Regions from separate parts of the Homo sapiens genome. Here region 2 is linked to region 1. The links are chromatin loops, found by intact Hi-C in ENCODE. Cell type or tissue: Caco-2. All regions are shown on one strand. Links, peaks and the distances in the headings refer to the core of each region. The heading gives the core; the rest is flanking DNA. Region 1 has its middle 230 kb from the start of VAPA. Region 2 overlaps LOC105371984 (a long non-coding RNA gene).

The links. Peaks named below come from ENCODE experiments on the same cell type or tissue, not always from the same donor. Only the 100,000 strongest peaks of a DNase experiment are listed, where the experiment ranks them.
Region 2: a loop joins it to region 1, with 2.2 times the contacts of the local background. A loop is called at or near these places in 3 of 110 quality-filtered maps.

What each region holds. Positions count from the first base shown.
Region 1 is chr18:10,139,713-10,142,621 of GRCh38, reverse strand. No RefSeq gene overlaps it. Among named protein-coding and RNA genes, the nearest start is that of VAPA, 230 kb to the right of the region's middle. RefSeq lists an enhancer at 1,639-2,138. In Caco-2, for the core only: no CTCF peak of the experiment used is centred there; a DNase peak (open chromatin) is centred at 1,491.
Region 2 is chr18:10,089,598-10,092,506 of GRCh38, reverse strand. The region is part of intron 1 of LOC105371984 (a long non-coding RNA gene); the gene reads right to left. Among named protein-coding and RNA genes, the nearest start is that of VAPA, 180 kb to the right of the region's middle. In Caco-2, for the core only: no CTCF peak of the experiment used is centred there; a DNase peak (open chromatin) is centred at 1,615.

The DNA.
Region 1 (2,909 bases), core at 162-2,661:
CAAGGGCTGTGAGTCAGGGATATTTTCCAATCACAGACCTGGGAAAAAACAGAGCTGGAATGCACTTTAAAAATCACATAGCTCGATTTTTATTTTGCACAGAAACTGAAGCCAGGGGTCCCGTCTCACAAGGAAAAGTTAGAACTTACACTCAGTTGTGTCCATTTAAATCTAACAACCCACAACTTGTTCATAAATTAATTAATTAGTTAACTAATTACAATATAAATTATCCAGACAAAAATTTGAGTCACAGCTTATTTTCCAGCTTTCAGTCACACAGTCAAGAACAAAGCGAGTTTGAATCTGAACACGAGGTTCCAGTATCGGCACTGAAATCATGATGCCCTTTATGACTTCATTATCTGTCAGGGAGAGGCTCGGAGAAACAGGAAAATCGGTTATTTGTAGCTACTCCATTATCTGAAAAATATCCGCGCATAAGTCACATTGGGCTCTAAGGGTTTTACTTTCCACAAGTAGAGAATGCTGGTGAACAGTTGGAAAATAAGAATTCTCTGGGCTTCCTAAACACAATGGCTGCTGTTAAGTTGAATTTATGTATCAGGCCACATAAAAATGTGTGAAAATGAAGAATCAGGAACTAAAGAAAGTAAACAATAGAGAAGAGAAACACTCTTGTCATAAAATCAGTCTGTCTTTTAGACAATTTGTGGCGGGTGGGAAATGGAATTTTTCACATGCTCAGTGCACAGATTTAAACTGTTGATACCTCTTTCGATGTCACAAGGTGGAGGACTTGGAGTATGTGAAAGCTGGTGCTTTCCCCAGGGACCGTGGAGAACAAATGCCCGGGCAGGAGGGCGTGCCTCGGGAGACTCCAGGAACATGAAGAGTATCCCTTGGCATGACCTTTGGATAAAGCCAACTCTTTGTGAACTCAAAGTGACTTGCTGGTTTCCCCAGAGCATGGCTGGCCCCCAAGGGTGTCTTCCTAGCAGTGGCTTGCATCATGCTGTGATAAGGGCTTCTGTCACCCTACAGATGTGAAAGCTCTCCCCTAACTCAAACATCAGCCAAGCACCCCGAGCTACCCTGCAGAGCCAGAGCCTCGGATGTGTGAGGAGTTGCCCCAGCTGGATCAACCAAATCAGGAAGAGACTTTGGCCATTTCAAAAATAAACTTCTCTGCCCACCTCAGTTCATTCGGCTGAAACAGACCAGGGTGAGTCTCACAGTGTCTTCTCCTATTTGGCTACTTTAGCCTGGGGTACTCACACAGGTCAACCCATCTGAACACATGAAAATAGTTCCCATTTAGGCAACCTCAGTTTCTCTTTTATAATCCCTGCAAAGTTAATATAGACTTTCAGGCTAGATTCTACCCAGCTCCAACATTCAACACATCACTCACCTGGTGTGAAAGGAGCCCAGGTCAATATCTAGCTAATGTGTGCCCTGCTGAATCGGCCCGATGACTAACTCTTTTATGTGCTTGCTTCTTGTGAGCTGAAAACTAAACAGAAACTATTTACAAAGCCCAGGGGCCTGAATGGGTGGCTCTCTCAGCAGGGGGTGGGGCCCCACCAAGCTTGGGATGAGGTTGTCAGCTGGGGCCAATTTAGATTTCCCTGACCGCCACTGTCAGCCTTCTCCAGCTTTTGCACAAATTCTATATTCCACTGACTATAGCCTCCCAGCCTCAAATCACTTTGGGAAGCTCTACAAAGACTCATCTCTGACCTGGGTCTTTGTTGTTATTTCCTGCATGAAAATGGGGGTAGGAGAAAAAAAGAGAGACTTTTTTTTCACTGTGTCAGAGTTTGTAAAGTGACACTTGAGTAAGTCTGTGGGGTTAGAGTTATTCAGAGCAAAGGCATACTGTGAAGGAAGCACTTTACAACAGATTGGGTAACAAATCCCGGCCCTGTGTCTGCAGGGCTGATTTTTCGCCTGAAACTAAGAGCTGCAGCTCAGCTTCCTCCTGGGCACCACTTCAGTTCAACAAGCCCAAAGCCACCCTGACCAACTGCCGTCCTAGGGCCCCTCTCACTCCTACATGAGTCTGCCATTGGCCCAGTGCTTCAAACCCACAGTCTGCCTCCCCTCCCATCAGTCACCAAATCTCACCAAGTCGACTTCCTTTCTGCTGCTCACCCCTTTCCACTCTCCCACCACTCTGCTGCTGCCAGTGTGGATGGGCCCGTATCCTCTCCACCTGCACTAGAGTAACATTCCCCTCGCAGGGGCCCCTGCTTCCAGTTCATCCCTCCAATCCTTGCTCCACACTGCAGTCAAGGGTGAGCTTTCTGAAGCAAAAACTCTTCTCAAGTCATTCCCTCCTTGCAGGGCTGCCAGGCCTGCAGGGAACACTGTCCAGTTTTCTAGGAGTGCAACTGAGTCAGGGGCGGGGATTCTGGAGGAGGCTGAGATTTGAGAAGGATGAGTCAGCTCCAGACAAGTTGAGTTTGAAGTGGCTTGAATCATCCTGGAAAAAATGTCATATGGGAAGCAGATAGTCTGTCTAAAGCTCGAAAGAAATGCAGCGGCTGGAGATGGGCCCTGGAAAAACGGGCTTTATCTCTGGCCCTGTCCTCCACAGATCCCGCTGTCCTGCACCATGTTTCAGACACACTGGCCTCCTTGCAGTTCCACATGCCCTTCATGCCCTCATCTCCTGGAGCTTTACAGATGGAGACCCACATATGGAAACACTCTCTCCAGCCTTCTCACACGCTTTGCCTGCTGATCCTCTACTTGTCCTTCAGGACTTGGTTTCAACAGCAACCCCAACAGGATGTGCTCCCAAAGCACATGCACTTGCCACCAGGGCCACATTGATCGTTCATGCTGAGATCAACTATTTCCTGTCTTCTCCCACCACTAGACTCCAAGATCTGGGGTATGCGCTCAGTAAATATCTGTTAAGCAAAAGAATGATTAATTGT
Region 2 (2,909 bases), core at 322-2,821, 50 kb after region 1:
AAAAAACACAGGGCATTGAGTAGGAAGTAAGAGAGGGAGATGTTGGCGAAATGAAACAAAGTTTCAGTTAGACAGGAGGAATGAGTTCAAGCAATCTGTTGTATAACATGGTGACTATAGTTAATAACTTGGTATTGTATTCTTAAAAATTGCTGAGAGTAGATTTTAAGTGTTCTCACCACAAAAAAGATTATGTGAGATAATGCACATGTTAATTAGCTCAATTTAGCCATCCCACAATGTATGCATATTTTAAAATGTCATACACAATAAATAGATATAATCTTTATTTTTCAACTAAAATAAATACAAATTACTTTTAAAAAAACACAGGACATTGCATTCACATAGTCAGAGTTAGGTCCCATAAGCCAGTGGTCCTTAACTTTTTTGGCACAAGGGACTGATTTCATGGAAGACAATTTTTCCACGGACCAGGGGGCGAGGGGGATGGTTTCGGGATGATTCAAGCACATTACATTTATTGTGCACTTTATTTCTATTATTATTACATTGAAATATATAATGAAATAATTATACAACTCACCATAATGTAGAACCAGTGGGAGCCCTGAGCTTGTTTTCCTGCAACTAGAGGGTCCCATCTGGGAATGATGGGAGACAGTGACAGATCATCAGGCATTAGATTCTTATAAGAAGTATGCAACTAGGCTGGGCACGGTGGCTCATTCCTGTAATCCTAACACTTTGGGAGGCCGAGGCAGATGGATCATTTGAGGTCAAGAGTTCGAAACCAGCCTGGCTAACATAGTGAAACCCCGTCTTCACTAAAAACAATAATAAAAAAAAATAGCCGAGCGTGGTGGCAGGTGCCCATAATCCCCGCTACTCAGGAGGCTGAGGCAGGAGAATCACTTGAACCCAGGAGGTGGAGGTTGCAGTAAGCCAAGATCGTGCCACTGCATTCCAGCCTGGGTGACAGAGCAAGACTGTCTCAAAAAAAAGAGCAAAAAAAAGTGCGCAACCTAGAACCCTTGCATTCGCAGTTCACCATAGGGTTCGTGCTCCTATGAGAATCCAGTGCTGCCACTGATCTGACAGGAGGCAGAGCTCAGGCGGTAATTCGAGGCGGGGAGGGGAGCAGCTATGAATGCAGATGAAGCTTTGCTTGCTCTCCTGCTGCTCACCTCCTGCTGTGCGGCTTGGTTCCTAACAGGCCACGGAGTGGTACCAGTTCCTGGCCCCGGGGGTGGGGACCCCGCTCTACATGGTATTGCTCAGCCTGAATATACTCCACTCTGGGATTATCTTTACTTTGGGCATCTATTCTACATTGTCTCTAAAATACTGCAGGGGGTGTATTTCTGAGAGGTGACTACACTTTTTCATTGGCTGACATCTCTCAGTCTTTGTTGCCTCACCTCCCCACATACCCAAGGTCTGAAGTAACCTCTGAAAACATAGCCCCCTCACTCTTAATGTTCCCCTGGCATAGCGTTTCTCAGAAATGTGGATGTACCCTGGAGGGTGGGCCAGGCCCCATCTGCATTCTTTGCAGTCCCCACTCCCCAGCTCTGAACCCTTACTGGCTCCAGCTCACAGTACACACACGTGTATCTAAGCTTCCTGTGGCTCAGCCTCTTCCCCAGCAGCTGAATTCCTGACCTCTCCCAATGTTCGCACATCACCCCCCTGCCCAGCTTCATGGACTTCAAACCCAAACACATGCGAAAATAAGGGATGTGTCTACTATGTTGGTTTAACAGATTCCATTTAAAATACACTCATCTGCTCTGTTAACAGGTTTCATTTAGTATAAAACCAAAGACTAGCTTCCAAACCTGAAACAGTGGTAGTTTTCCTTACTATCTTTAAAAGAAGGAGAAGGAAGAAGAAGAGGGAAGAAGAAAGAAGCCCCTTTTCTTCCTCATGTTAAAGTTTCCAGTTGTAGAAGAAAGGACATTTTTTACTTTTTAATTAAGCTTCCCAAATGAAATAAGCCTACACTTATTTCAACCTTGGATGCTCATAGAACCAGAGATTTTCCACTGTGGAATTGTCCCCGACTGTCTTCCTAAAACAGCACCTTGCCTTAAAGGCCTGCTTAGAGCGGACGGCCACTCTGCCGAATTAGCAGCAGGGAGCTAGGGCCAGCTGGCCCCTAGTGATTGGCAAATTGCTGCTAATTATTACCAACACGCTTCCTAATTATTATCTAATCCAAGAAAGCTACGTTTAATATCACCTGGTGGGCCACAGAAAATTCAATTCATGTGAACTTTAGAAACACAACAGAGCAGCACTGGATTCCTTTCCTGTTGTATTTTCCTTCATTGAAATGAACCCCTGCACCTGTTCTTGCTCTCTCCCTCCTTCTGTCTCTTTCAACCCCCGCCCAACTACATGGCTAAACACTTGGTTGATGTTTTCCTTTAAGTGCTTGGCTTGGGGTATTAATAGCTCTGTGGTGAGAAGCGCATCTGCCTCTTCCTGGAAAGCTATATGTAAAGCAAAGGAAGCTCATCAAACGCCCCAAAAAGGACACAAAGACACCTTGGCAGAGTGCTTTTCCCCAAGGCTGTTATTAGAAGCTTTCATGTTGCTTCCACCAGGGCCACACGGCAGGCTCAGAAGAGTTTTCTAATGTGGCAGTTGTTGGGGGGTGCCGTGAGGAGGCATCAAACACCACCACCCACTTCTCTTAGGTTTGCTTGCATCCAATGACTCAAAATCAGAAGAAAGCACAAGCCCTCAGGTTCACCAATGCCCTGGGACATGATTGGCAGGAACCCTCCTTGCACGGAGCAGGTGGTGAAGAGGGCACTGGACTGGTGGTCAGGCGACCTGGCACCCTGCTTTGCAGGCTCGCTGTATTCCACTACACTGCACCTCGGTTCCCTGCATTTAGCATGAAATGATTTCGATTTAATAATTTCTAAGTCTCCTTC